Linked DNA regions of Mus musculus: all the other regions are linked to region 6. Evidence: chromatin loops called from intact Hi-C (ENCODE). Cell type or tissue: heart. All regions are shown on one strand.

Region 1 (5,000 bases), 250 kb before region 6:
CCGGAAGTCTAGATGTCAAAGCACTACCTTCCATTAACCCCGGTGACCACATTGCCTTGGGCCCCAGAGGAGAGACTGGCAGGGTGAAGTGTGGAAGTAAGGGGGCTAATGGTAAGAATTCTGGGTTCAGACCACTCTACAAGCTTCCTTTGGGGGAACTTTGTGTTCAGGTCTCTAGGGGAGATGGAGCCTCACCCTTCAATGTCGTCCTCATCCGTCTCGTTGGCCTTGTGGGGTGTCTTGATGTTGTCTCCCTTGCCCACCACAGCGACATCACACTTTACATAACCCTTCAACCCAGCAGAGATGTCATCGGGGTCTGACAGGATGGCCCATTTGTGATGGAACTGGTGTTCTGCAGAGGTGGAAGGGCATTGCATTTACCATCTATCCCAGGATTCCACAGGGCGTCCAAGCTCAGTGCTTGCTAGGGCTTGCAAGCTCAAGGCTGCAGGCTCAGGAGACTCAAGGCCATGGCTCTGGTTGCATTCAGCCAGTGAAGACAGAGGGCCTCTGCAGGCAGAGGGCTGAGCGAGACCCTGCCCAGGAGCAAGTGTCAGGACTCCGAATTGCTTCCAAGTCAGTTTCACAGCTTGCAGTCTCTGCTGTGGTCCCTGCTACAGCTGGCCCCCATAGCTGCTAGATAGGGCCTACTATAATAGAGGCTTTACCTATCATGTTCTTCCTTTCAGCCCTTCTGAGTCTCTCCGTGTCTTGAGGTGAAGCCAAACATGTGGCAATGCTACTCTCTTCCCTGCTTGGTCCCACCACCCCAGGACTGTCCAGGCAAAGTACCCATTGCTTCCTGAGCTTACACAGAGCCAAACTCTAGGTCATTGTGTCTGCTCCGAATGTCCTCGCCTTCTTCCTCCTCCTTAGTTAGCTGGAAAACGGATCATTTTATCCAAGAGTCTCCTCTTCCATGCAGCGTCCCCTGACCCCTTCAGAGGAATAGGCCCTGACCTCTCAGTGCTCACAGGGTCCCGTGTGCATGCCCCCCACCACAGAAATCACCTACGCAATGCCTGTCTCCATGTTGAGACTGGTGCAGAGATTAGCAGTGTGCCTTCTGGTGTCCCCAGGCCACAGGACAGTGTAGAGAAAGGTACAAGTGTCAGCAAAGGAGGCATTTTAGGAAGATTTGTCCCCACTGGGTTGATTTTAAAGTTAGTGATAAGGTACGAGGTGGGGAGACCTGCTTAACAGTTTCCTGCAGGAATTGAAATCTGCAGGGGCTCAGAACTCACCCCGCTCCCCTCCCTTCCCACCTGTGTCTTCCAAGGTTCTGAGCCCAGTGGCACCCTCGAGTTGAGGTTGGGGAAGGGAGCAGAATACAGCCTGTGTGTGTGTGGGTCGGCTGGCCCAGCTGTCACGACGGTCATGGCCATAGCAGTGTCAACTGAGAGTCAAGGGTGCTGAGGGGCCAGGAAACCTTAGTGTTTGGAGTCACTGGGGCCCCTCTGATGAGCTGGTGGCCTCAGGAGGAGGGTGCCATAGTTTCCTGGACCTCATGGCTCTGAGCAGATATAAATAGGAAGGAGCTGGCGAGACAGACAAGGGCTGAGTGTGGCTGCCCGCTGGCCTTGGGAATGTATGGGTAAATAGATGGTGGGTGGACTAATTTATAGCAGGGTCTGTTATGTTGTGGACAAAGGAGTGGATGTTTGTATGAGTGGGTAGATGGAAAAGGCATGCACATGGTTGGGTGAAACTGAGTGAATTTGGCAAGGAAAGATCACAATTCTGGCAAAACAGAATTTACCTTTAAACCCAAAAGCTATTGGAAGATAAACCTGAAAAAACATGGCTGAAGATTATAGGTGGCAAAAAATACAGGCGGCAGATTTGGGTCTGACATACATGAAATAGAGTTGGGTGTGAGTGTCCCACTTCTGGTTGGCTGAGGGTCAGGGATGCAGCTGAGGGGCATTTGTGTGGGATGCACACCGGGTTCATAGTCTCTGAGGCCTCAAGTCTGGAGGCTGCAATCTCCAGCTGGAGAAGCAAGAACAACTGGAGAGCCGCGACCAAGGAAAGGGTAGCTCTGGCCACGGCAACTACAACTCATCTCCAGCAGAGGGCAGCAGCAAGCAATTTCCTGCACTTGCAATCAAGCCAAGGTTGGCCATGCCTCTGGAAGGTTACCGGGAGGAGCAGTAAGTCTGGGAGTGGGTTACCCTAGTGCAGAGGCCCACAAAGGCCTGAGCTCAACTTCTGTCTGACAGTTACTCCACAGTAGTTTTGGACTTGGAGAGTCTCGATTTCCTTACTGTCAGACAGGAACAACCACGTCTACATGGATTGAGAAGTTAGACCTACTGGAACATGTCCAGTGTCTGAACCCACCTCCTCCATAACAGCTGCGTTTTCCGTGTAGACCAGACTGGCCTCGAACTCAGAGATCCTCCTTCCTCTGTCTCCTGAGTGCTGGGATTTAGGGGGCACTCCACCACTGCCCTCAGCAGCAGTTTCTCAATCAGAACTCAATCACTGTGGGCACATACTAAGTTCCCACTCTATCTTGGCTGAAGGTCTGCTGATGCTTGGCCTAGCGAGGAGACCATCTCCAGAGACCCTGGCAGCACTCAAGCCTATGGGCACGGCTGGGCTTGTCTCCTGCGAAGCAATGTAGCAAAGTGTAGCTCATTGCTTCCCAGGAGGCTCCCATCCTGTACGGGGCTGTGGGAAGGCCTGGGTATCAGAACAGGCTCTCCCTCTTACTTTAAGGTAAATCTCCTTATCACCTTGGGCCTATCCATCGTTCTTTCTTTTCTTGTTTTTTTTTTTTTTTTTTTTTTTTTTTTTTTTTTTTTTGGTTTTTCGAGACAGTGTTTCTCTGTATAGCCCTGGCTGTCCTGGAACTCACTCTGTAGACCAGGCTGGCCTCGAACTCAGAAATCTGCCTGCCTCTGCCTCCCGAGTGCTGGGATTAAAGGCGTGCGCCACCACGCCCGGCTTGTTCTTTCTTTTCATGAATCATAGTTACAGTACTTACTATATAGCTAAGAATGGCCCTGAACTTCTGATTCTCCAGCTTCTACCTCCCAAGGGCTAGGATTATAGTTGTGTGCCACCACACCTGGATTATAGAGGGCAGAGGATTTAACTCAGCACTTTGGCTATGCCAGGCAAGTACCCCACTGAGATACACCCCCAGTCCAGCTCTCTATCTGGACAGATAGCCTACAGGTGTTTTGAGGTCTCACACATCTGGAATGGTTTGACCCATGAGTTCATGTCTTAGACTCACATCTCCTGATACAAGTCACTGTTACAGTGGGCACCAGCTGAGTGTTATTAGGGCCACAAGAAAATGCCAACTGTTTCACCTACTTCTGAGTGGCTCCTCCAAGCCCCTCCCCATTTCTCTCTGCTCATTGGCTCCTCTGTAAAGCTGAAGGGATGTTACTGTGTCTTTAATTGATTTATGATTTATTTATTTAATTGATTTATGTCAAATGTGACAATTTGGATTGAGATTGTATTGTCACCAACAAAGGGCCTTGTAGGGTAATTATTGATTTCTGAGTAGTTTCACTTCAGGGACATGGATATCCCCAAGTTGGCCACTTAGTGACAAGCCCTCTAGACCAGTGGTTCTTAGCCTTCCTGATGCTGTGACCCTTCACATGGCTCCCCATGTTGTAGTGACCCCCAGCCATAAAATTATTTCCAGTGTTACTTTATAATTGTAATTTTGCTACTGTTGCGAATCATAATGTCTGTGTTTTCTGACGGTCTTAGGTGACCTCTGTGAAAGGGTCATTCAACCCCAAAGGGGTCCCGACCAACAGATTAAGAACTGTTGCTCTAGACCATCACTTGGGGTACCCATACCAACTCTTGGGGTGCCCATACCAACTCTATACAGCGCTGGCCATAGGTACCTGTGGAATTATAATCAGACACAGCCTTTCTTGCCATAGCTGCTCCTAGGGTAACTGGGGTCCCTTGTGAAAAGCGATTTTAGAGCCCAGAGTGCCCCAAAGTTGTGCATTACACTTGCCATTGGTTGTTACCACGCTTAGATTGGGTGGTTCACTTGTTGGATACCACATGCCCTGGTATCCCCCTGACTAGCTGATTGGCTGGGCCAAACCCTGGCACATCTGTGAGTCTCAGGCCTCTTAACTGCCAGGGGGTGATGGGGATTTTGTAAGGACAGCAGGGTCTTTTCTGCTCAGCAGGTGCCAGCCAGAGGCAGTGGGTGGGCACGGCCCCTCCAGGGCTCTCACTGCCCTCTGTATAACTGCTCTCATAGGACACAGGGGAGGTGATGTTCTCCTGTACCACGTGTATTTGAGCTACCTCTCTGTACTGTTATTCCCAGGTCCCTTCCCCCATAATGAGCAAACACCTATCAGACATGGCGCACACGACTCCTACATCTGTGTGTAGAGTGCACACGGTTTCACTGCCACTCCCGTGGCTGCCCTACTCATGGACAGTGGGCTGTGTCTGTGCTCCTTGATGGATGCCAGGAGCCAAATAGCAAGCATGTTCTGGAGCTGCATGCACGAGCCAGTTCTTGAGGGGTTACTCACCAGGCTGGGAATACACAGTCCCCACATCCATTTTGAAGGAACCCACCAGGGTGCCGCTCCGAAGCAGGTTCTTAGAATGGATAACCTTCCAGAGCAGAATCACAAGCAGCCAGTCAGGCTCTGCAGGGAGTAGCCTTTGGGGATGGGGTGTGAAGGGGCAGGGGCAGGGGCAGGGCCCACTGATGATAGATAGTGTTACCTCCATCTTTCTTAGTAAAGTGGGAAGGTATTTGGCAGGGAACAGGGCTGGTTTGCTGAAAGCTCAGCATCAGCCTCTCCTGCCCAACGCCATGCTCCCCTCCCCCCAATGCCGTTACATATATGAGTAGGTTTTACACTTTACAGAGGAATCCAGCTGAAGGGGCAAGAGGGGGTCAATATCCATTCTCTGTTCCCCTTTGGCCAGCCATGCATCCAGGCATAGGGCTGCTGTGTTATGAACAGCACATTACAGGG
Region 2 (5,000 bases), 120 kb before region 6:
CACACCTGAGTTCAAAACATAAATCACAGGTTACCATGTGGAGTAAGCAAGGTGTGATAGCCAGGCACCAGCATGGACTCCGTGGTGTCTACCAAACGTAAGTAGAGAGCTACAAAGGCTAACTACTGATGGGTGACATCAGGGTGTGGGTGTGTGCTCCTGTGTTTGCAGGTGCAGACTGTTCACACATGCATGTGCCAGTCTGTGAAGGTCAGAGGGCAGCCTCAACTGTTCCTCCCATGTGCTATCAACCTTGTCTGTCTGAGGCAGGGTCTCTCACTAGCCTGAGCTATGCCAAGCTAAGCAGCTGTGACTTTAGGCTAGGACTCCAGGGATCTGCCTGTCTCTGCCTTCCCAGCCCTGGGATTACAAATTAATATGCCCTGCTTCACATATCTCTGTCTCACCATTTGCCCAGGGGCTATATGCTGATCTCTGTATCATTCCAATTTTAGTATACATGCTGCCTAGGTGAGTGCCTGGCTCTTTTTTTTTTTTTTTTTATGGACTCTGGGCATTGATCTCAGGTTCCAGCAGCAAACACTTTGCTGACAGAACTGTCTCCCAAACTCCAAATTTCCTAGTTTTGATTGGTATGACATGATTCTGTAAAATACTGACATCAGGGAAGGTGGACTGAAAGCAGAGAACAGAGCCCACCTTCTAAATCCCATGAGAAACTGTTGCAGTAACAAACCACGTTTGGAAACAAAACTCAAGAATATGTGAACAGAGCCGGGCAGTGGTGGTGTATGCCTTTAATCCCAGGACCTGAGAGGCAGGTGGATTTCTGAGTTCGAGGCTAGTCTGGTCTACAGAGTGAGTTCCAGGACAGCCAGGGTTACACAGAGAAACCCTGTCTTGAACAAAAAAAAAAAAAAAAAAAAAAAAAAAGCCATGTAAAAAATGCTATTGGATGGGGGTCACATTAGCAGAAAAATAATGTAACAGAAACAGGGTCCACGGTGACTCAAATGACAGGGTAGGCACTGACAGTAAAATAACATCTGTAGCCACACTACTTATGTTTTAGAAGGTAGAGGAAGCTGGGCTCAGAGGTACACACTATAAAACCCATCTACTCTAAAAAATAAAGCAGGAGATTGATTGCCTGAGCTCAGGAGTTTCACACCAGCCTAGCAACAAAGTGAGTCCCTGTCTCAAAGCAAACAAGCATTAGAAAAGAAATGATTTGTAAACTGTAATCACACATATCAAAACAAAATAAAATAAAATCAAAACAACAACAAAAGCCCCAACTTTTTTCCAGAGATAAAAGGAGGACCTAGACAGGAACAAAAATAAAATGACACCAGATTTCCTGTGTAAGCAGATCAGATGAGAAGAAAACCATTGTTTAATTTTCTGGAGAACGAAATAAAGTTCTTATCCTGCTATATTCTATACCTAGCAAAGATGTCCTCCAGGCAGGAGAGTTGTTTTACCCCCAACAAACAAAGCTGAGAGAACTTGATAGCAGCCGACTGGAGCTGGAAAAAGCATCCCAGGAAGAAACCCAGAATAAGCACAAGGAAAATACCGGAAAGAAACTCAGATCTACACAGAGGAGTGAAGAGACCAGAAATGAGAGAACAGAAGAGTCTTTTGAAGAGACAATCCATGATTCCAGGTGGAAATGTCAACATTTTTCTGCCAATAGTAGAACAGGTAAACTGCCCCCAAAGTCATAAGGAATGTAAGACTATCAACCAACAGGATGTAATCACTATTTTCTAGAAAGTTTTACCTATCACAGCAAATAAACATTTTTTTTCAAGTACATTTTGAACATTGAGCAAAATAGACCAGATTTTGAGTTAAAAAGCAAGTCACTGAATTTAAGAGGGCTTAAATCATACAAACTGTGTTATTTTATCATTACTAAATAATTAGAAATCAACAATGGAGAAAACAACTAAAAAACCCACAGCAAATGAGAACATATTTTGAGTTAAGTGAAAATAAAAGCATATCAAAAGTTGTGGGTTTTTCAGTGAAAACGGTGCATACATGGAAGTTATGTATAGGAAAAAGGAAAAGGATAACTAAAAATAAGTCTTTACAAGATCCTTCACCTGTTGAGGAGGGAGAGCTATGGGGGGAGGGGGTGTCTACAGGCCAGCGAATGCTGGAACCCTCCCACACAACTTCTGAGCTGTCTGCTCCCTGGGAAGTAGCTGTCCCAGAGGAACGGAAGAGCTTGGTGGCAGGAGCAGTGGCACGGGGGCCACAGGTCAATGGAGCTCTGTGCTCCTTGAAAGCAGAAGAGCTGGGTGGACCCTTCTGTGTGAGGTTCCTCTCCTGTATGCCCAGGAGGAACCCCTGCTTCCTGATCTGAACCCGGAACAGCCCTTTGGCACCAGAGCAGTTTCACCAGAAGGTGGCAGTGTTAGGTCAGAACCACAGGGTCAGTTCCCAAATCCAACACAAATGAGCGCCTGCTGTATGCAGACAGTAGCAAGGCAGACATTAGCGCTCTGTGTGACAGTAAAGAAAGCAGGGCTCACAGGGAGAACTGGCCCCTGACTGTCTGCGGTAGCCTTAAAGAACCTTGCGGGTGTTTTTTGTACAGACTTTCTAAGACCTTTGGATATTTAAGTAAACCCCCCAAAATTTCTCAAAAATCATGTTCCTAAACATAGGACATGAGGGTCCCAGGGCATTACTCAGAATCCCATGTTGAGAATGCCAGCTGTCAGGGGTTCAGAAGACAGGTCAGGACTGGTGAAAATGCCACTTTATCTGTGGATATAAAGTTGCAAAGCTCATAATCTGAACTCATGCCCTTGTAGCAAGTGTGTGTGAGTCCCCGAACTAGATCCTGGGGGTGGGGGGTCTCCCATCATGACATGGAAGCTATATCTGCCTTTTCCATGAGGCCCCCTGCACTTAGAGATGTCTCTCCAGAAACGCAAAACATGAGAGAAAAGTCTAAACCAGACACCACAGCCCCCTTTATCCTCAGGGGAAGTGGGAAGTTAAGATAGGCCTGAAGCCTTGCACAAGCTCCGTGATACCTCGAAGTTGCTCAGACAACTGAGGTAACTACTGGGTGTTCAGTAGGAGGGTAGCACACACAGTGTGGATTCTCTGGATGCAGGGAAGAGTTGTGTCTCCAGCTGGAAAGCAAGATTCCATCAGGGTACTCAGAAACGCATACTCCATTGATTTCTGCTGCCTGCGATGGCTCGAGGATTAAGAGCACATGCTGCTCTTGCAGAGGATCTGAGTTTGGTTCCCAGCACTCGCAACTGCCTGTAACTCTACTGACATGGGGGATCCAACACCTCCGGCCTCTGAGGATAATTGTACTCATGGACACAGACAGACACACAGACATAAAATTTAATAAATAAATTAATTAATTAGCTGTTTCTTTGCAGACCACAGAAACACTACCCTTGGTAGGCCGCAGTTGGCTGTGGGTAATTGAAACTGTACAGGGCAATGGCCGACGAGCCAGGACTGCAGCACACAGCAAAGCATGATGGTTCGAGCCAGGACAGTGGAGTGTGTGCTGAGAGGGAGGACAGACAAACAGCCTGGAAGGGAGGACCAGGAAGAAGCAGACCAGGGAAGGACTGAGGCCAGTGGAGGGATGAGGAGATGGAGGCAGATCCCTGGAGAAGAGACCACAGAGTGAGGCCGAGGGCTCTCTCTTGCTTCAGGCTTCTCCCAGTTCCCTGCTTTCCACAGGACAAGCAGAGCTACAGAGAAGAGAACAGTAACAGGGCTGGCCTGGGACCCTGAAGGCCCTTGGAGGCCCTGACTGTTCTGCGTGACCCTGCATGCCCATTTCAGGGGATGGGAGCTGAAACATGAGGGTGAAGAGGGGTGGAGGGGTGGGAACGAGGGACAGAGGAGGGTCGGGGCGAGAACTCCTAGGTTGAAGCTGGCAGGTAAACACTCTTCTTCTGTAGCCAGGCCCTGGGGGCAGGGGGGTTATCCCCACTAGTCTCTGCCTCAAAAGTTCACCCTTCTTAAAGGTCCTATGAAAGCTGTCTTCTGGTGACAGATGGGCTGGCAGGGACAAGCTGGGGATGTGTCCTGCCGGCAGCTGGAGGCAGATCACTGATGGAACAAATAGGCAAGCTAGGCAGTAAAAACATTAAATATTATTAAACAACTGTGGGTTCACAAGGCCTGCACCTGGCTCAGCTCCAGCAGACCGGTTCTCTGCCTAGATTCCAGGCCCGTAGCTATCTAATGCTTCCCCGAGGAACCTTCCAGAAGATCTTCCTGCCATAGACCTTTCCTAAGGAAGAGCTAAAGGGGCCTGATTCTTCCGAGGCCATCCAGGACTTGGGCCTTATGCTGTGGAAGGCTTGGGACACAGTGAACCAAGAAGAGGTTCTGGACGTATTAAATAATATTTAAGACTCTGTATAATAAAAACAGCAAAAACAAGCTCTGTGACTTTGGGTAGACCACAGGGCCTCTCCATTTCCCCATCTATAAAAGGGGCAGGCTAAGAACTTAGTTCATGGGTTTTTATGCTGTTTGAATGAGACCATATGTGTATCTGGTACACAGGCCACTGGTAAACGTTCTATAGTGTTATCAGCCCAGCCCACTTGGCCAGCCTGCCATCAGTATCATGTTCGACCTGCCACAGTAGAGAACTATGCGGTTTTAAGCTCCCAGCAAGCCTGTTTCCCAAGCCAGTATGCCAGGATGCAGCTCCTGGATTTCAAAGCTGCCTGTGCATTGTTTCACTCTGCAGTTGGAGCGGAGGTACGCACTTGTTGCGGGCCTAAGGGGAGCTTTAGCAGGAATCCCAGTTCCTTAAGCACAGTGGTCCTTCTGAGTCTCTGTGTGGCCAACGGTCCGACAATACAGAAGTCCTCGGTGACCGTCAAAACACCAAGAAACAGCAGGCAAGAGTTAGGATGTCCTTGGGCTGTCTCCACTGGTGGTTCCTGCCCCTACCAGGACCTTTCATCCAGCAAGGGGGGACAGAGCTACAGGTAGGGCAAAGTCACCTATCAGGTGCACAGGAC
Region 3 (5,000 bases), 210 kb before region 6:
CTGATCTCAGTGTCTGGCTGGCACAGAGACCGAGAGAAACATGAAAACCCTAGCCTGGTACTGGAGACAGTAGCCCAGTAACCTGAGGTTATGAGATTGTCTGACCCCTTAAGTGTCCCCTGGAAATGAAGAAGAAAGAATTCTAAGTGGTGTCCACAGATAGAGATGGGGAACGTAGCACCGGGACTGCAGCTGGTCCCCTGCAGTATGGAAGCTTCCAGATGCCATAATGGAAGGTGGTGGGAAGGCATCGAGGCTTCTGATGATGGTGGTGGTGATGGCGGGGGTGGCAGTGTCAGGGTGTGTGTGTGTGTGTGTGTGTGTGTGTGTGTGTGTGTTGGAGACTGAACTCTGCATCATACTGGACAAGTAAGTGATTGGCCATTGAGCTACAGCCCAGCCTAGACCTCTAGCTACACAAGCACTCCTTTCTTCTACTTCCTGACTGGAGTAGAGGCCTCTAGCATCACCAACACCACACATACATCCACCCCACATTTGCTGTGCATAAGCTCCTGGGACCACAGAGTCCCCCCTAATTCAGTTGTATAGCGGAGACAAGCACAAAGAATCACACCAGAGACAATCTCTGCAGCAGAAACCCAGCTCGGATGCTTCCATGGGTGGTGTCTGCCCAGGGAAACTCACCTAAGCTTTCTTGTCTTAGTTTTCTTCTAAGCTAAGCTAATGATCTTAATTTCACTTCATAAATGACGTGCTTGTCCCCCCGACACGCCCTCCACCTGATGCTCCAATTGTTACTTGTGGTCTTCACAGGACAGCCTGTGTATTCTATATTTAAACTCCATCTGCGGTTCCCCACACACCAGGGTCCTCAATGGCTGAGCAGTGGTGGGTGCCTGATCAATGCTGAGACTGGAAAGCTGTTGCCCTGGGAGGGATCAGAGGACTCAGAGAGATGCCTTCCTGCGGTACATCCACCTGGACCCACAGAGAACTCATGCCATTTCCACAGAAGTGACAAAGAGGTTCAAGGAACACACAGTATGTGAAACTTGGAAGCAATCTGGGGGACACTTGTGCTACTTGAAGTTTGTAGAGAGAGGTGGGGCCAAGAAAGGGGACAGCGACGCAACTAATTAATGACAAATATGAGTGAGTTCTGACAAAAACATGCTTGTTGCTTATAAAATACTAAGGGAGAACACTGTTTTGTTTGTTTGTTTGTTTAAATTCTGAGGCTAGGAAGATAGTTTAGTGACTGAAATGTTTGTCTCATGAAAGTGAGGACCGGAGTTTAGATCCCTAGTATGTCTGTCTGTCTGTCTGCCTGTCTGTCTGCCTGCCTGTCTGCCTGCCTGCCTGCCTGCCTGTCTGCCTGCCTGTCTGCCTGCCTGCCTATCTGTCTCCCTCCCTCCCTCCCTCCCTCCCTCCCTCCCTCCCTCCCTCCCTCCCTCCCTCCCTCCCTCCCTCCCTCCTTCCTTCCTTCCTTCCTTCCTTCCCTCCCTCCCCCCAAAAGGTCAGGAGCAGAGGTGCTCATCTCTAACTCCAGCATGAAGAGGCTGAGATAGGTGAGCCCCAGAGCTCATCGATGGCCAGGCAGTCTGGCACAATCAGTGAGCCCTGGTTTCAGTGAGAAACCCTGTCTCAAGAAATGATGAGGTAGATAGAAATAGAGAAAGACACCCAATGTTGACGTCTTGCGTACATGTGTGCAACACAAGCACATATGTGCACACATGGGGTGGGAGAGGAAGAGGAGACATACATTTGTATACACATGTGCACATATACACATGAACATGTATGTCTCCCCCTCCAGTCCTCCCAGCTGTGTCAAGAGCACACAGTGGGAACAGCTGTAAGAGATGATTCTGACATGCTTGCCCCCCAAGCTCACGGCCTCATTGAGTCGCACGTCTCCCATCCCCCCGTGCTAAGTTAAGACTTAGGGGTTTTTGATTCTTCCCAGAGAAGTTCCATAGAAGCTTCCAGTCCCATCTTGGGTTCTCGTCACTTTGCAGATACACATGGTGGGTGGGTGGAGCACTGAGTCCTGAGCTGGGGTCCAGGAGATCCCAAGTCACTGCTAGGGAGTTTATGTCCTGTCTTTATAAAGAGAAGGGGTAGAACACCAAGTTGGTGAGATCACAACAGTCAGCAGTGGGCATGAAGGAACGCACTGGCCTTGTAAAGGCCTCAAGTGCTTGGCTCATCAGTGGCATCAATGGAGTCTTGGGGATGCGCCAACTCCTCATAGACCTGCTGTCACTGCTGGTTTGCAGCATTCACTGGTTTCTGCAGTGCATACACTCACAGCACACCCAATTTTAATATTCTAACAGTTCCCCCAGAGGGATCTGCTGACTCTGCAGGCTACACCTTTAGGCTGGAGGTGGCGGTGGGAGAGCCCTGAGTATGTGCACTTTCAAGCACGGTGATGCTGTTACTGCCACTTGGGGCACACATGGAGAAGCTGTCCTACCCTGAGCCTTTGCTGACAGGCTCTTGTGAGTCCTTGTCACCCCAGTAAGCCCTGCCAGGCAACTGCTGAGGGCTGGAACTCAGGCACATTTGTTCTCAATCTGAAACGCCCGAGAGTAGCCAAAGGAGGTGCCTAGGATCTACTAAGGTGCTGCAATGTTACAAAACACCCCCCAGGGGGCAGGAGGGAGCCATTCCCCTGCAGTTGCTGAGAGAGCCTCTGGTGATGTCTTCTACATTTCTTTTCCTTTACAGTCTGAGATCCTAGACTCGGGAGGGGCTTGGGAGGAGAACTTGGCGAGTGCGAATCCTTGAAATGACCCCTCCCATCAAGCTTTCAAGCCTCGTCCAGACAGGAAATGGAAGGCAACACCAGTATTAATACTGCAATCTGTTTCCACTGCTAGTCCACACCTCACTGCCTGCAACATGCAGCAAACCGCCCTCCTGGCCAATCTCCCATTCCTTGCCCCCTGGGTCAAGCTCTAAGGACATGTGATCTGTCATTCCATAAGGGAGGAGGCATAGACTATGGAAGAGTTCTGCTCTGGAATCAGATGTAGCAGTCCCTCAGGGGGCCTTCACCCCCGGTAGTTATGTGATGGTAGCTAGTTCTGCAACCTCTGCAAGTCTTGTGCTGTTTTTTTTCCTCTTAAAGATTCTGATGCCATCTCCCCCCACCCCCACCCTCCATGCTGGTGTGGAGATCCAGCTCTGTATTGCTGCAGGCCCTCTGCCTCACTGTCTCTTCTCCTTGCTATTGTGTGTGACCTGCATTTAGAGGGCTCAGCCAGGTCTGGTCTTCTCTGTTAGGTGAGCGCTAGCAACAGAGCCAGGCTGTCACTGACCCTTGAAGATCTTAAAGTGGTGGTGTGGTGATGGTGGTGGTGGTGGTGGTAATGCGTGTGTGTGTATAAAACAGCTCCCCTTTCCTCAAAAAAATAAACATGAATAAATAAAAGATCGTAACCCATAAAACAATAAAGTTTTAAATGGACAGTTGATATCTCAGTAAAGAATTTTTTCAACCTACTGTCTAGCTGGGTCTTGGTTCCCCAGGCTGACCACACATCCCTTATGTGGCCCTAGAAGCACACCCATTAGAAAGAGGGCAGCCCTCATGGAAACCCTACAGAGTAGCCTGGGAGAAGCCAGAATTATCAGGTAGGTGGGCAATGGGGAGGAGGCCTCAAGTGCAGATGGGCTCACAGACTGGCCACAGCAGAGCACCAACTGGGCACCAGAATCCTGTCAATAATTTATCGTCCTCCCCTGGGAGCTGGTGTCAAGTGCCCCGGGCTCAGTCCGGCTGCCACTGTGCTCCTGGCTTCTGAATTATTCAGAGCAGCTGGCATTCTTGGTGGAAGGAGCCATTGCCCCTTAAAGTCCTGGTAAGGCTACACAGGATACATAAAACCTCTTCCTAATATGTTTTCATGAAAGTTCCAGGTTTCTTGGAGAAAGCCCTGGTTCTAGGACACTTGGGGACCTTATGGTCCCTGGCCAGCAGCTTTCCACCCTTGTACCATGTCTTTACCTCCTGGCAGTCCCTAACACCACTGGACAGAACCAGATAGTCCTCTTCTCTAACTCCAAGGTAGGAAGCCCTGAGCCCCCACCTAGCTCCAAGCACCTTACTCCAAGGTTGGCCTGTGTCTCTTCTTCACATCTTAGGTCTTGGCCAAGAGTGGCTTGAATGGTCATCCTCCACCAGGCCTGGTCCCATGTGACTTTCCTGCTTTCTCTTGGGTGGGGGAAGGGAGGGCACAGTTAGGAGATAGGCCACTTTGCTCTATCTTCCCTCTGTTTTGCATTTAGGAAAACCTAAAATGAGCTTTAATGTTTGGTAGATTCACTGTGTGGTCATCCAATGCCCCTTAAAATTCCTCAATCTTTTACTTTGTCTATAGCCGGAATCCTGATGGATCCAGGCTCTCTGCGCTTCGGTGTCTGCTCTGGCAATGCCCACTGTGGCGAATCAGCAACCTCTTCTTCAGATTCTTCTGCAGCATTCATGTGCTTTGGCTGCTGAGAGCTACAGAGGGTTAGAAGAGGAGGTGGAGGACATATGTCCTGCCCCTGCTCTCCTGGAGTCTTCTCACATGACCTCCATGTGCCTCTGAGCCTCAGTTTCCCTTTTTTCACAGTAAGGGTTTTACCACTGAGCTCCTGAGAGCTCTGGCATCTGTAGACAGGCCCTGGGTGGAGTTCTTTGGTTCTCTCCCCGGTTTCTGAGTCTGCTTTCTTCTGTATCCACTCAGTCTGCACTGGGCCCTTCTCTTCTCCCTGTTTCCCCTGCCTTATTAATCACAGAGTGTCTCACACCAAATAAGAAAGCCATATTTTATCTTGGGGATGCTTTCCTTATTATTATTATTATTATTATTATTATTATTATTATTATTATTATTATTATTTTGTAGAACCAGAAAAAGCTGACTGAGTGATGCCACCCTTTGGAGACAAAGAGAAGGCTTCTGGCCCTAGCCATACTTTCTGTGGTCCTGACAGCAGGCCTGAAATCTGCTCTTTGAGGTTTATCTGTTTGGCTCACC
Region 4 (5,000 bases), 51 kb before region 6:
GCATGCTAAGCTGGAAATGACTGTGTGTAATATTTAGTATACAGTGGGGCATGGTAGCTAATGGTAAATCCCAAACAATTTACTCTAACCTTGTGGCAGTTGTTTTCCTCACAAACTAGTCTTCAAAGAAGCGGCTGTTTATCCCTATTTTGCCTAATTCTCAAGAGGATGGATCAAACAGATGTAATCAGGCCAGGAAGGGCATGGGATGTTATAAATGGAAGGCATGCTGATATTTTCTGGTCTGAATCCACCACTTAGGGATGTGGCAAGGGGGCAGCTGACCTCTAATGCTGCTGCAAACACAGGCAGAAACAGGTTGACTTTGAGCAGGTGTGGGCAGGTCCGAGGGTCCCGTGCAGAAGATACTGAGGTATGCTGTTGGGTCTTTGATGCAATCCAACCCAGCTCACCAGGAAGAGGATGGCTGAAATGGTGCCTGCTGTCCCAGGGGTTGATCAGAAACCTTGACTGTGCTCCTCTGTCCCAACCCTCCCTCTGCAAGGGACAGGATGGACAGGGGAACGCAAGCTGCCCTCCAGGACTCAGGACATGCAATACAGGTGTTCTGGTCCTGGATATGACAGAAGCTTGTAAGCACTGCTTCCCTCTGTAGGACCCTCACTGCCTTTCTCAGTACTGTCCAGGCCTCAGTTTCCTTATCTGTAACATGAGAAAGCTGAGAGAGAGGACATCTGAGAATCCTTTAGTTCTCAAGAGCTACAAGAACAATTAAATTAATAATAAATATTTTGCCCCAAAGACAGCTTTCCCCTTCCCTAAACCTCTTTTACTTAATAATACTGCCTTTCATTTGTATAGCAGTCTGGGGTTGGCACCCGGAAGTGGGAAAAACATGACAGCATCCCCACTAAAGCCCAGCCCTAAGGAAGTCACTTGCACAGACAGACAGATCTTGGGAGTAAATGGTTCCTGGGAGGATCCTGACTGGGAACCAGCACATCAGAAGTGCATGGGATTCTGGGAATGGCATGGCTCTTCTTCCTGAAGCCAAAGGATGCCAGGGACAAAGATCCCCAACAGGCCCACAAGGCCAAGGAAAGACCTTCCTTTGTGGGGAGAGGAGGCACAGGTCCCTCATTGAGGTGTGCTGGTCTAGACGCCTGAGTCTTTAAAAAAGGTAAAGGTCACTAGAGAACCTCACCTATTCTCCTTGCAAACATGTGACTTCCTTTGATTCCTTACAGCCAACTGCTCAGGAGACTAATACATAATGATCAAACCCATCTTACAGGTGGAGAAAGAAAGGCTCAAGGACTCAAGGAGAAGACTGTCAAGGAGAAGAATGTGAGCTCGAGAAACAGACAAGAAGTCTCTTTCCAACTCAGTGACCCTGGGTGATTGTATTGCTGTTAGCCTCAGTTTCTTCATCTATAAAACAGTCCTAATTATAAGCAAACCTACCTTTGAGGACCAAGGAAAAGATTAAGGTCACAGGTATAGCATACTCTGAAAGATACAGGGTTGCATCCTTGTGGACTGAATGGGCAGGTAGCTCTTCTGAGGTGCTTTTGGACACAAAGTGGTATCTGGCAATGACATCCCAGCCCAGAATGTGGCAGATGGTGCCCCCCCCCCCCCCGCTGGCTACCTCCTGAGCCATGAGTTTTGGGTCTCTTCCACAACTCTCTGCTCGGCCTATGCCAGGGTCCTGTGAAGGGCTGTTTGACCCTTCTTGGCACTGGGATTTGCATTCCGATCATTCTGCTCTCTCAGCCCATCCATGTCCAGTGCTGTTTGGAGCTGAGTAAGGCCCCAGGGATCATCTGCCATGACAACTCATGGCAGAGATAAGGACAGGAGGCTCCAAGAGGGGCAGGGACACTTTGCCTGAGTTCCCACTGCCTGGCCAGTTTCCTCTTCAGTGCCACAGACACCAGGTTGACAGATGAAGAAACTAAGGCAGAGGGACCCCTATGCCAGTTCCTTCAGTCTGTCAGAGAGTTACCAGGTCTGGATGCCCTTACCCCAACCCCAGTTTTAGCTGTATCCCCAATCCTGTGCTGTGCTACAAGGTGGCATCCTTTGTTTTCTATGTTGCAATGCCCAAGTCAAGCCTGTTGTGCTGGTGTAGGGCAAGGGCCATCAATATCAAGATGGGGTAAGTGGTCACAGCCACCAGCCTAGGCTTTCTCAGCCAGTCCCCAGTGCCTGGTGCTAACCTGGGAGGGACTCAGTGTTCGGAGAGAAAGCTCTCCCTTGGGTATTGGCTCCTGTGTGTCCTGGGCCACAGCAGATCCCTGCCAGTTTCTAAGATAAGCCAAACGCTGGAGCACAGGAAGGGTCATGTGATCTGAGTGGAGAGGACTGAGCCCTGGTCTTTCCCCCAACTCTCCAAGTGTGTCATATGTGTCAGCTCACCTCCTATGCCCCAGGTTCCTTATCCATGGGCTAAAGATTGAGCCAGTGGGACCCAAGGTCCCCTCCAGCCTCAGCACTATGACTAGGGCAAGGGTGGAGAAAAGGGATTGCTTTTGGGAGCTTGGGGTCTTGCCCTTTCCTCTCCTCTTTCCGCCCCTTTTCAGGACATTTGTACTCCAGCACTCACAAGTTTCCCCGTCTCAGTCTGTCCCTCTCTTTGCATCGTTTGCACCGCATTTTCCTGACAGATCCCTCTTTTCCTGGGTCTGTGTGGTTAGTCTCCTCCATCACACACACACACACACACACACACACACACACACACACACACACAGAGGCCCCTACCCTGGGTCCTCTCCCTTCCCTGTAGTTATCTGTTTTCCTGCCTAGTTTTCTCTGGGGCTGGCGGGCTGGATCTCTGTCTCCCTCTCTCTCTCTCTCTTTCTCTCTCTCTTTCTCCCTCCCTCTCCCATCTTGCTCACCCCCCCCCCCCAGCTCTCGCTCTCCCTCTCTCTCGCTCTCTCTCTCCCGCCTCTGTCCTGCCCGGGTTCTCCCGCTTGCTCCCCCCTCCCCCCCCCCCGCCCTCGGCACGGCTCCCCAGTCCTTATTTGGCTGGGCGGGAGGGCAGGCGGGAGGTGGCGGCCCGCGGCCGGGGGGCGGGCGCGGGGGCGGGCGGAGGAGGGTGGTGGGTGGTGCTGAAGGGACAGCTCCGCGGCGGCCGGCAGCGGCGGCGGCGGTGGCGGCGGCGGCGGTGGCCCCGGGGTGCGGAGCTGGTGCCCGGCGTGGAGATCCGCGAGCGCAGCCATGCCCCAGGCCGCCTCCGGGGCAGCAGCGGCGGCGGCGGCCGGGGCCGGGGCGCGGGCCGGAGACGCCGGAGGGCCGGCGAGGACCCGGGAGGGACGATGAAGCGGCAGAATGTGCGCACGTTGGCTCTCATCGTGTGCACCTTCACCTACCTGCTGGTGGGCGCCGCGGTGTTCGACGCACTGGAGTCGGAGCCGGAGATGATCGAGCGGCAGCGGCTGGAGCTGCGGCAGCTGGAGCTGCGGGCGCGCTACAACCTCAGCGAGGGCGGCTACGAGGAGCTGGAGCGCGTCGTGCTGCGCCTCAAGCCGCACAAGGCCGGCGTGCAGTGGCGCTTCGCCGGCTCCTTCTACTTCGCCATCACCGTCATCACCACCATCGGTAACTACACTCGCCGCGCCGGCGGGGACGGGGGCGGGGACCTGGGATGCTGGGGAGCCGCCCGCGGCTGAGGGGTCCCTGCGGAGCGGGGCGGGTCGCCGAACCCGCGCGCTCCCAGTGGCCGGGGCTCAGCCCGGTGTGTCTGCTCTGCGGGAACCCCTGACTTCGACCTGTCTCCAGTCCGGCCAGCCCTAAGTTGGCCTTGCCGGGCTGTGCGAGGACCCCAGGGGACTTAAGTGTGTGAGAGGGACAGGAGCGGCCGGCCGAGGCTCGGGAGGAGGGGTGTGGCCGGGCTAGGCCCTGGGGCTGGGCATCCAGAGTAAGGGCCGGAGAGAGCGCCACTCCTCCGTGTCCCTGACGCTGGGCTTGGGCACCCGGGTGTCCACACCTGCTGGGCGTTGGGAAGGCACGTAGATGCCGGAAAGCTGCACTCCGCGACACACGGGGCCACTCTCTAACTGCGACTGAGTGCTGCTAGGGAGGGGGGTGGGTTGCGTGTGTCCGTGTGGGTGTGTGAGTGTGAGTGTGAGTGTGTGTCCACCTCCATGAGTTTGGGCTGCACCAGACAGGGCCTGTAATTCTCTGAGGGCAGCAGATCAGGGGCTGGAATCCAGATTCTGTCCTGTTAGCCTTCTTCCCCAGTGTCCCAGTAAAACAGTCACCTCACGGGAATGGCTCCACTTCTTTTCCAAAGCCAGGGCAGATCATGCTGTAGGAGGCCATACACACACCCAGCTCCTCTGAGAACATGACACACAGGTACACACACACACACACACACAGAGAGAGAGAGAGAGAGAGAGAGAGAGAGAGCACAAATAGATGTCTGCCAGGAAAAGCACCTCAAGACAGGCCCTTTGCCGTGTTGCTGAAGTATCCAACCAGGATTACACAGTGTAACCATTCCCAGGACCCTGTGATTTGCAGCCCAGCTCCACCACCTCTGCATGACCGACCTTGGTCAAGTTCCTTCTGCTGCCTGGATCTTGGGCTCATGTCCCAACATGTAGAGGTTGGCCAAAAGGATGTCAAGGGCTCTTCCCAGCCCTGACGTGCTTGGACTCTGAGATTGGGAACCCACCTTGCCCCAAAGCCATTGGGATGCCTCCGGGAGCTGAATCTTCTTCCTCTTCCCCACCCCTTCTCATCCTGACCCCCACCCCCTTCCCTTGGCCCAACTCCCAGGGACTCATTGCCATTTGGCAAAACCCATAGCAAGATGGCAGTGTTTTCCTGGGAGTCAACAGGAGAGGAAGTGGGTAAAAGACAGAGCTGGACACAGCCTATGCTGTGTCCACTGCAGAATGCTGCTCTGATGTTCTGTTGCTCTCCAGCAGTGGGGAGAGGACTCCCAGATACCACCTAAAGGACAGATTTGGTCTGGGCCCCTTCCTTCACATCCCACTGCCACTTGCCTGAGTTTAACAGCAGGT
Region 5 (5,000 bases), 410 kb before region 6:
CTCTGCTCTGGAGTCAAAGCAGCTGCGTTTGCTCGGGCCTGCGCTTGTGCAGCCTCTTGCCATAGAGCTCTCCATTCCATATATTTGCCCATACTAGGGAGAGCGGCTTTTACAATCGTTTGCCAGTCGGCAGGAGTTAGTGCCATGTCGGCAAGCCTGTCTAACTGCACCAAGGTAAAATTAGCATTGGTTCCATATTTACGGACCGACTCGGCAAGCTCTTTAATCTGCACATATTCTACCGGAGCGTGGACACGCCCACCCTCGGCTCCTTCAAAGACCGGAAATGGCTGTTGTATTTTCCTTTGTTCCTCTCTGGGAATGAATGAGTCTGCGCATTGCCTCTCTGCGCAGGGCTGACGCACTACGCAGGGCGGGGGCTCCGCATAGGGCGGAAGTGCACCTTGAAGCCGACTGCCCGGAGGCCAAGCAGCAAACTGGCCTTCGCCAGCCGCTTTTGGCTTTTTCCTTAACTGATTAGCTAGCACTTTATCTGGCTGGTACCCTTTTCTCTCATAATGAGCTGCTTCCTCCTCCAAGTCTGTTTCTTCAGAGGAGAATTCTTCATCTGCTTCAGAGCTACTAAGAGCTGGCTCCTTGAGCTCATCTAGTGATGAGTATAGGCTCCTTCTCCTAGAGACCTCCGCTAATTGATCTTTTTTTTTTTCTTTTTTCTTTTCCTTCCTTCTAATCTCTCCCCAGGTATTCTTACCTGACCTAAACTTTTCCTCGGGTTCAAGACCCTTGGAAAGGCCTGTATACTTATTTTGTGAACCATATTTCCTCTTTGCTCCTACTCTCTCTCCCCGCTTTACTTCTGATAGATTGCCCTGAATTTCATCCAGAATTTTTAGCCCTACCTTAATCACTTGATAACATGTGAAAAAGAACAAAAAGGCTCCTAACACTAGAAAAAGTTCAAGGCCAAACATACCTTGTAAAGCTATTTCCCACTTTACTTCTGATAGACTGTCTTGAATTTCGTTAGAAAGTTTAAGACCAGACTTACCTTGTAAAGCTGTACTCACTGGTACCCCTGTTCCCCAGCTGAAGAGTTCTGAATTCATGCAGTTGAATCCTTCTCAACAGTCTGTTTTATGGGAACACTTCATTACCATGACCCGCAGTTCTGGTTCTGGAATGAGGGATCTTCCTTGCGCCGGTGATGGTTAACTCCCGTCCCGAGTTTTCTTGTCCTGGGTTTTTTCGTCCTGGGTTCTTTCTTCCCGGATTTCGGCACCAACTCTTACACGCGTTCACGCGACCGGCCAGGAAGAACGCAACAAACCAGAATCTTCTGCGGTAAAAACTTTATTATTTACATCTTCAGGAGCAAGAGTGCAAGAGCCCCCCAAAAGCAAAAACGAAACCCCGTCCCTCTTAAGGAGAGTTATCCTTCGCCTAGGACGTATCACTCCCTGATTGGCTGCAGCCCATGGCCGAGTTGTCGTCACGGGGAAGGCAGAGCACATGGGGTGGAGAACTACCCTTGGCACATGCGCAGATTATTTGTTTACCACTTAGAACACAGCTGTCAGCGCCATCTTGTAACGGCGAATGTGGGGGCGGCTTCCCACAAGAGACCTTAAGGTCTGGCAAGATGGCTTAAAGGGTAAAGGCACTTTGGTGCCAAGCCTGATAACATAAGTTAGATTCCCCACAACTCACAAGTTGGGAGGAGAAAATCAACTGTGGAAAACTGTCTTCTGATCCATCCATGCTCACTCTCCCCCACAAATACATGTTATTAATTAAAAAAAAAAACTGGGGCAAAGTGAAATTGAATTGTTGAAGATCCCTCAGATAACAAGTATAAGATGACAAAGGCCAGACAAAGTTCTGTATTATTTCTGTTTAAGATCTCAGGATTTATAATTGATTCTAAGTTTTAACAACCATCCACACAGGAGAGGCAGTGAACCGCAACTACTCGCTGTCACAAAATTTAAAGCTGTGGGGCTGGAGAGATGGCTCAGTAGTTAAGAGTGCTGACTGCTATGCAGAGAGGACCAGGGTTCCTCCTGAGCACCCACGTCCTGAAGCTCACAACCGCCTCTAACTCCAGCTCCAGGGACACGAGATGGCCCCGGTCTCCTCAGGCACCTATACTTACGTGCACATACTCACACACATAATTAAAGGTAACAAGAGTCCTTTAAAACATTCAAAATTGTTCTTTAAAAAAATATTTCCTAGATTGCCTTTGGGGCAGGAGGATCATGAGTTTAAGTCAACATTGGCTACAGTGATTCTTCTTACACCTCAGCTCTCCAGAAAGCTGGGATTGTAGGGGTCCACAGCCACACTCAGCTCTGGTAGGGTGGTAATGGGGAAGGGACTGGTAAGGGTGGGTGGGACTGGGAAGAGAGGAGGGAGGGGGGTTGTGAGCCGATGTAAAGTGGATAATAAATGTGTAGCTCATGTACTGTTATTAGTTTGCAGTTGTGTAAGTTTTTAAAAAATTACTTTTTATTTTACACGTATGGGTGTGTGTTTGCCTGCATCCTGTGCATGCAGTGTCCTTGAAGGCCACAGGAGGGCATCAGATTCGCTGGAACTGGAGCTACAGATGGGTGTGAGCCACCTCTGGGAGTTGAACTCAGGATCTCCAGAAGAGCAGTCATTACTCTTAACGGCTGAGCCATCTCTCCAGCCCTATCCTGTCACTTTTAAATGTTTTTCCACAAGTAGTTAAAGTATTTTAAGTATGGTTTGTATTTCAGATGGAATGGTGCAAGGCTCATATTAAAAAAAAATTGATGACAAGATTCTTTTTGTCATATTTATATTGACTAGAAAAACTACATAGCAAAGATTTTATGTTGGTTTAATGGACACTTTATATGCATCATCTCATTAAGAACTGTACATTTTAGAGGTGGGTGTGGTGGCTCACACTTGATATTGATAATATTGTCATGAATCTGAGGTTAGTCTGGGCTGAATAGTGAGTTCCAGGCTAGCTAGGAGCTGGTATGGGATCCTGTCTCAAAAAAGCCGGAAACTGTGCTTAGCATATCTTAGGTCCTGACAGCAATTTGTTAAGTGAATGACTCCAAGGAACTTAAGTGGAGATTTCAAATTAATTGCCCTCATTCCAGGGAACAAGGGAACTATTAGACTCACTGATAATCTGTTTCTAATAGGGCTATATTTCTAATTGGGCTAACCATTTCCAACCAAATAAGTGCTTCTGGATAGGCATTGTAATTTGAATTTCTTGCTGGTACTGGAGAATACACAACTCCGGACTGTGTGCTAAGGGAAATGGGGCAAATGCCTCTCATCTCAAAGTTAATGGGTTGGCGATGATGTATGCAAAATTCTCTGCACGTAAGGCACGCAATAAAAAGTAGCAATTATTAAACATTTCCTATTATTAGACACATATTAACCACTGGTGACGTGTTCTTTCTACAATGCACTGGGCCCTAGTTGTAAAATCACTCCTTGTAAACACAGGGCCCCGTCGAGATTGAGAGATCAATGGTTTTATGGGGGAATCGAGGAGACTTAAGCAATTGGAATTCGCACCGGCTGAACCAGTGGAATTTGACGAGGCAGTCCAAGGTTCACAAGCATCATGGATCAGAAGGGACTGATTTTCAAGTCCCTTTGGATTACTCGATGTTTCCCGTTCGCCCGACATCATCATTTCAGGATCCCGAAGCTCCAGGCGCTCACAGCCCGCTGTGGCACACACCTGCCTCCGCCCTTCCCCTCGAACGCCCCCGTACACACTCACCCGGGCCACAAGATTATGCGAGCATCCCACACAATCACTCGGGGTTCCTATAGCAGAGACAAGAGCAAAGGCTGCTGGGAAGTTGACCTTTCACTCCTCCTCTTACTTCAGTTCACCTATTTTGACTCTGGCAAATGAAGCGACGAAGACGGTAGGAGGGGCGGGACTTGGCGATGGCCATCCCGTGCCGATTGGATTGAGGCGGTGCTGGGGGCGGGCCGTGTAAGGGGCGGTGTCCCTACCCGCGGGAGCCGCGGGGCTGCGCTTGCGCACTGGGTGCGCTACGCGTGCGCGGTGGGCGGAGCGCGCCTCTACCTTCTTTACCAGCCCAGGCTTTCCTAGCTCTGCACAACGCCGTGTGCTGCTCCTGTTTCATTGCCCTGTCGCGCAGTGTCGCTGCCGCTGCGGAGTGGGCGTTCAGTTTTCGGGTCGTCATGGCTGGCTACGAATACGTGAGCCCAGAGCAGCTGTCGGGCTTTGACAAGTACAAGGTAGAGAAGGCGAGCAGGCGGTCGCCCATCTCCCCCGCGCCCGGGCCGCGCCCTGGCCGGCGAGGGGCCGGCGCGGTCCGTGTCACCTTGCGCCTGCCGCGTGGCGCGCCGGCGGGCGTTGTTGAAGGGGATTCTGGGGGCGGGAGGTCGCGGTCGGGAAGCTTGGGAGCATCCTAGGCCGGCCGCCCGGTCTTGGCACCCCGCGGGAGACTGCCTTTTCCTTAGAGAGTGGGGTGAAGAAATTCCTTTCTCTCCTTTTCCTTATTAATTGTCACTGCGGCGGGTTTTCAGCCTTTCCCAGAGAGGGTGTTGTTCCCTTCTTTTGGTCGTCGTTTGAATGAGCTTCTCACATGCCTCTCAGTGCTTACAACTTCAGAGATCTGGATGGTCTTTTAGCGGATGCTAAGGGAGGGAAGTGACTTTTTCAGGCCTTAATGCAGATGCACTCCACCCTACCCCTGGAAAAGGGCTTTCACTGAGGCTCGTAGCGCTGGCACTGCAGGTTAAGACGTTGTGCACTAGAAGAAACTGTATAGTGCAAAGAGCGCGCGGGCTTTGGAGTACATAGAAACGCGATGCCAAAGTCAAGTTTCTTCTTTTGGCTTTGGACGAGTCGTTGAAACCCTACTCAGCCTCTCTTTTAGGCTCTTTAGCCTAAGTGTGAGTTTCTCTTGTGCTTAGTATATTGGAAAGGGTTGAAAAGAGTCTGGCACGGCATGAACCCCCAAGAAATGCTGGTGGTTCCAGCATTCTGGGGTTGCAAA
Region 6 (5,000 bases):
CTTTCACTCTTCCCTAAACCCATAAAGCCAGCAGGGATGCAAAACAGTGCCCACTGCAGAAGTGAAGGTTCCACACATAGGTGGGTGTGGCTGTCTAAAGTCCCCACAGCTGAAAGGCTTAGGATGAAGGAGCTTAGCCTCCTGGTTGGCCCACGTGGAGGGGGTCTTAGAAGCATGAGGAAATCTGCAGAATTTACAGAGAGTGCAGAAGAGCCACTTTTTCAATGCCTCCCTGAGTTTGCCACTACTGAAAAAAGAAAAAGATAGGACCATCTTGTCCTAACCTTCTCTTGCAAATGAAGATCCATCCTCAGTACAGAAAACTGAAGCAATGTGTCCCAAAGCCAGAGAGAGAGAGAGAGAGAGAGAGAGAGAGAGAACTTCTCGCCTTCTGGCCTGACAGTTTATGGTCAGAATCTGTCCACTGCATCCCATGAAGCTGGGGAGGCCCAAGTGACTGGGCAGCAGGGTGGGAATATAGGAGACCTCTCACTGTTCATGCCTTGACAGTGCTTGGGCAAGGTGAGGAGACCTGCCCACCCACCTGTCTCACCCCCCATCGGGAAGCAGAACCTAAAGAGGAGCAAGAATGAGGTCACAAGTCCATATTCCGTGCTCTGAACATCAAGAAGAGAGTCTTTAACAAGAGAAGAGTATGTGGTCACTGTTGGAGGGGATTCCCGCTTAGCACCCCCTTTTTCTGCACACACAACACTGGGGAATTCCTAGACCTGAGCCGCAGAGGCTTATGGGTTCAAGTGCAATTGTCATTATCACGGAGAGGACAACTGTTCCGACTGGTGCTGCTGCAGGCCACACACTTTTAAGATTGTACCCATCTTACAGGTAAGAGAGCTTGAGGCTGCTGAATGACTCCCCTGGAATGCAGTGCTCTCTTTTCTTCCTGCCACCTGCTAGCCTGGGTTATCCGCTGTTAATGGTCTCGGGATAGAATGACCCAGCCTCACCAACTCAGCCAACACCATCATGGGGGCTCAGCTGATTCTCATCAGCCCAAAGTCCTTCAGTGCTATCTTCTTAGCCACTGCCCTGTTTCCCTCACACAAGGCTGATCCTCAGCCAGCTAAAACTGTCTCTTCCACTTGCCAGAGTGAGCTAGCCAACCCTGTCCCTGGAGAAACCTTGGGCAGTGGACGCTAGGAAGCTCCATTTTAACAGGAATGTTTTGGGAATCCCTGGCTTGGGATGGGGATCCCTTCTAGGAGGCTTTACCTCCATAGAACAACGGGCCAATTGTGGGGGAAAGCAAGCGACCTTTCCTCAAGGCCCACAGAGTGGAAGGAAGCTGTGCTCAGGGGACAGGAGAGGAACTGAGCAGAGGCCCCACCCACCTGAGAGAGGCCCCACCCACCTGAGCAGAGGCCCCCACCCACCCGGGCTGTAGCACCTCTCTCGGGCGGACGAGAGGGTCCCTCTGTGGCATCTTGCCCACTTGTCATCTTTCCTCTGCTGTGGGGAAGAGGTCATTTGGCTCTGAGTCACTAAACATCAAATGTTAGCAGTCCTAGTGGTTTCCAGCCATTTTTTAAATGAAGCTTTGACCAAAGACTCCTTTAAAAGGCCATCCTTTTTCTTTAGACCACGGTGTTTACACTTGATGGCCCTTAAACAGAGCTGCTTTTAAGCAAAGACATTCACTACTTTCCTCACATGTCCCCATAAAAAGAAAAATCTGAAGAACGTCTGTATCTGCCAGCCAGGAACTTGCTTGAGAATCCAGTGACCCGAGTGCGGTACGGGAAGACAACCCTGGCTATGCTTCTTCCACCCAGAAGCCCCTCTGCCTCCCAGAGGTCTATGGACATCAACCCCTCTGAAGAGGGTCCATCCTGTGAGTTATAAGGGTGATCACTACATATACTAATTCTTTAATGTGTCCAGGGCACAAGCTACCTGCAGAACTGCATACACGTTTTTGACAGTAACCCCATATGGGAGCTACGATATTATACCCATTTTACAGATAGGAATCTAAGTCTCAGAGAAGCCGACAGTCTGTCTCAGTCCTGATTACATATATGAGGCTCTCCGGGATTCTGACTCCACCGTGAAAGGCATAGACAGAAGCCTCCTTCAAACCCCGGCTCTCTCAACCTTTTGGCTGTGCCACCTGCCATTCTGGTTACGGAGGCTTGGCTGTGTTGTCTCCCCTCTGACCCTTGAGGAAACTGAAACCTTGGTACTCTTTCTTGTTTTTCTGAACCTCTCAGACCTAGCAAATCGCCCCCTAATGTCCAAGGTAATGTCTCTGCTGGGGGTTTGCCTTCAGTACCAAAATTGCCTCAGGTGACCCACAACCGGCTTTAAAGGCTGGCTGGCACAGCAACGTCTATCCTCCAGTGGCAGGGTCAGCACGCCATCTGGTGGCTCCTAGTAGACCTTGAACAGCCTGTGATGTGGGAGAAGCCTGTCCACATCTGGTGGCCCAGCCGAAGGGCTCAGAGAGAGGAAGTGACCAGCTTTATGTTACACAGCAAAACAGAATCCAGACGCAACTCTTAGGCAACAAGCCATGCTTTCCTAATTTGCTGCAAGCTGAGTGTCTAGGAGCAGGGTGCAGCCTTCAGTTCTGATAGACGTGAGTTAAAGGAGGTGCAGGACGCTCTCACTATCTGTTCCTGTAAACTTTTTATTCTGTTACCTTTATGAATAGGTAAGTTTACACGTGGTGTAAATGCAAGAGGCACAAAAATGCATGCTATGAAGAAGGAGTCTCTCACCCCAGGACACCATCACTCAATTACCAGTTTCCACATGTCCAGCCAGACTTTCCATATACTTTCAAATACCTGTAGATCCTTGCATCTCTCCATGCAACACCAAACATACATAGTGCTCTCAACACTGCTGTGCACACAGGGAACATCTTGATTTTTATAAAGTGACACTGTGCAGTGCATGGGGTTGACACCACTTAGTTAATCCTTTCCTAATAGACATTAGGTGATTGCTGATGCTCTGGAGGACATCAAGGATCTCCCAATATTCACCCCAATAATGAACATTTGTGGGGTGGGGAAACGAGTTAGAATACAACAGACATGGGTCTGCTGCAGTTTCCCATTAGGATCCATTTTAGCTCTTAACCCAAAAAACAAAATGTCTATCAGTGCCCAGGGACACATGGCAGCCCCATGCTAGGACATGGGGTGTACACTTGTGACTTTTGTAGACATAGTCAAATTGTCCTCTCCCGAGGTCACACACTGTCTTGACACCAGTGTATCAGCTTCCAACATCTTAACTATCATCTTGTCCACTCAGGCCCATGAACTAGCTCAGTAGTTAAGGCACTAGCAGCCCAGCCTGGTGACCTGAGTTCAGTCCCCAGGGCCTAATGGTGGAGGGGGAGAACCAACTCCTGCAAGTTGTCCTCTGACCCACACAAGTGACTGCACACTCATTTGCACATACACAATAAATAAATACAAAAAGGAGATCTTCTTTAAAAATCAATGAAATTGCTGTTAGACAGGTGAAAAGGGTGTTCTCTGTGATTTAGCACTTCTTTAGGGTAGGTGATGGATGAGAAGCAGTTGCTCATGGTCCCGAGAGAAACTTCCTCTTGTCCTGATCGTAGGATTGCACTCACAGGCTGTTTTCCTTTTATATTTTATCTTGTTTGTATTGGATTTTTGTTCACATCACTAAAACACCAATTGTCCTCTGACCTCCACACATGCACTGTGGCCCATGCTCACACACATACAATAGGTAAAATGTTTTAGAGGGAGAGAGAGAGAGAGAGAGAGAGGAGAGAGTCGTGTGCGGGATACTGATGTCCAAACACGGTGTAGCATGAACTCAGCAGCTGTTGTGGTTGGACCTGCTAGCATCCTGTCATGGAGCAGGGAGGGGCTCGAGAGGCTACACCCCATCTGATAGTTTATCCACAGCTGGCAGAGTCTGGTGGAAGCAAAGGCATTTTCTTCAGGAGTGTAGGTGCTTGTGTGCCTGTGAACAACCCTGATTAAACTCACTGTGTCACACACAGAGAGGAGTGAAAGAAGAAAACGGACATGAGAAAGAAAAGCAGTGGGGATGGGAGGGAAAACAAGCACTATGAGAGGGTCATAATAAAACCCTTATTTACAAACAATAATAAAGATAAACACAAAAGATGAAAACTTGATGTTTCTGCCTCCATTTTACACCTGCCTCTTGCTCCAGCAATCCTCTTGGGTTCCAGAAACAGCAGGTTTGCTAGGTAAACATCTTGTGACAAGAATCACCCCACCCTGGCTGCAGCAACTTTTCTACAGAGGTCAAGGCGCTACCTGACTATTCCCAATACAGTGATCAGCCTGATCACACTTTAACCAAGACCGATCAAGAGGCTGTGCTCTTTGCCTCCCTGCTCTGGTCCATCTAGGGGTTCCTGTCAATTATTCAAAAGTGGGATAGTGACTTCCAAACATGTCAGGGCTAAAGACACTGGTTGCCTTGTCTTCCTGATACAGCTGTGTTGATTAATGTTCCTTCCTGTTCACTTCTGTGGAGATCAGGCTGCAGCTGCTATAAGTCACTAAATATTGTCCAGCACAGTGTCTTTCTGGCTATGCCTTGCCTTGAGTTATCTGTCTCACAGAGCACCAGTTTGCTCTGTCTTGAATGCTGAATGCTAAAGCAGCATGGCCCAGCATCTTGTTTATGTAAATGAAGAACCAGAGTCCAGCCAGCAGAGGCCGTAAGACGCAGTCTAAGAAGTGACTTGCTTATACAAATAAAATACAAAACAATATATAAAAAACAGGCTAGTGAACTCCTCAAACTTGCCAAACCAAGTGGGGAAAGCAACCCTCTTTCCTGACTGTATGGGCGCCCGCCAGCCGGCCAACCATCCAATGCATCCCACAGGCTCCAGCTCTGCCTTAGGACTTCTGCTCAGCCCGTTTGAATCACAGTTCCTCCACACCAGCTCTACATCTCAAGCCAGCTAGAACCGGCTCTGTAACTGGGCTGTGGCACCAGCAGTGTAT

Evidence for each region. Hi-C counts contacts between places; a loop is a spot of excess contacts. Peaks named below come from ENCODE experiments on the same cell type or tissue, not always from the same donor. Only the 100,000 strongest peaks of a DNase experiment are listed, where the experiment ranks them.
Region 1: a loop joins it to region 6, with 3.0 times the contacts of the local background. A loop is called at or near these places in 11 of 42 quality-filtered maps.
Region 2: it touches region 6 in a loop (10-fold over the local background); 40 of 42 quality-filtered maps call a loop at or near these places.
Region 3: it touches region 6 in a loop (10-fold over the local background); 23 of 42 quality-filtered maps call a loop at or near these places.
Region 4: a loop joins it to region 6, with 5 times the contacts of the local background. A loop is called at or near these places in 7 of 42 quality-filtered maps.
Region 5: a loop joins it to region 6, with 2.4 times the contacts of the local background. A loop is called at or near these places in 2 of 42 quality-filtered maps.

The regions. Positions count from the first base shown.
Region 1 is chr5:30,389,577-30,394,576 of GRCm38, forward strand. Otof (otoferlin) reads right to left here. Exons shown (of 47, transcript NM_001286421.1): 11 at 4,545-4,629; 12 at 196-355. Among named protein-coding and RNA genes, the nearest start is that of Otof, 70 kb to the right of the region's middle. In heart, a CTCF peak has its summit at 2,079 (motif pointing right); no DNase peak of the experiment used is centred here; H3K27ac peaks cover 356 bases; H3K27me3 peaks cover 403 bases.
Region 2 is chr5:30,514,206-30,519,205 of GRCm38, forward strand. All of the region lies in intron 3 of Cib4 (calcium and integrin binding family member 4), which reads right to left. Among named protein-coding and RNA genes, the nearest start is that of Gm40272, 29 kb to the right of the region's middle. In heart, a CTCF peak has its summit at 2,376 (motif pointing right); a DNase peak (open chromatin) is centred at 2,366; H3K27ac peaks cover 2,106 bases.
Region 3 is chr5:30,421,117-30,426,116 of GRCm38, forward strand. The region is part of intron 3 of Otof (otoferlin); the gene reads right to left. Among named protein-coding and RNA genes, the nearest start is that of Otof, 38 kb to the right of the region's middle. In heart, a CTCF peak has its summit at 2,619; no DNase peak of the experiment used is centred here; H3K27ac peaks cover 324 bases; H3K27me3 peaks cover 282 bases.
Region 4 is chr5:30,585,033-30,590,032 of GRCm38, forward strand. Kcnk3 (potassium channel, subfamily K, member 3) reads left to right here and starts at 3,138. Exons shown (of 2, transcript NM_010608.2): 1 at 3,138-3,567. The coding sequence starts at 3,285. Gm9899 (predicted gene 9899) reads right to left here and starts at 3,587. Exons shown (of 4, transcript NR_040427.1): 1 at 3,339-3,587. In heart, no CTCF peak of the experiment used is centred here; DNase peaks (open chromatin) are centred at 1,839, 2,259, 3,039, 3,832 and 1 weaker place; H3K4me3 peaks cover 2,502 bases; H3K27ac peaks cover 3,091 bases; H3K27me3 peaks cover 2,094 bases.
Region 5 is chr5:30,228,580-30,233,579 of GRCm38, forward strand. Selenoi (selenoprotein I) reads left to right here and starts at 4,002. Exons shown (of 10, transcript NM_027652.3): 1 at 4,002-4,236. The coding sequence starts at 4,180. In heart, CTCF peaks have their summits at 2,525 (motif pointing right) and 4,054; a DNase peak (open chromatin) is centred at 3,942; H3K4me3 peaks cover 2,012 bases; H3K27ac peaks cover 1,727 bases.
Region 6 is chr5:30,635,857-30,640,856 of GRCm38, forward strand. No RefSeq gene overlaps it. Among named protein-coding and RNA genes, the nearest start is that of Mir5625, 9.6 kb to the right of the region's middle. In heart, a CTCF peak has its summit at 2,392 (motif pointing left); a DNase peak (open chromatin) is centred at 2,405; H3K27me3 peaks cover 687 bases.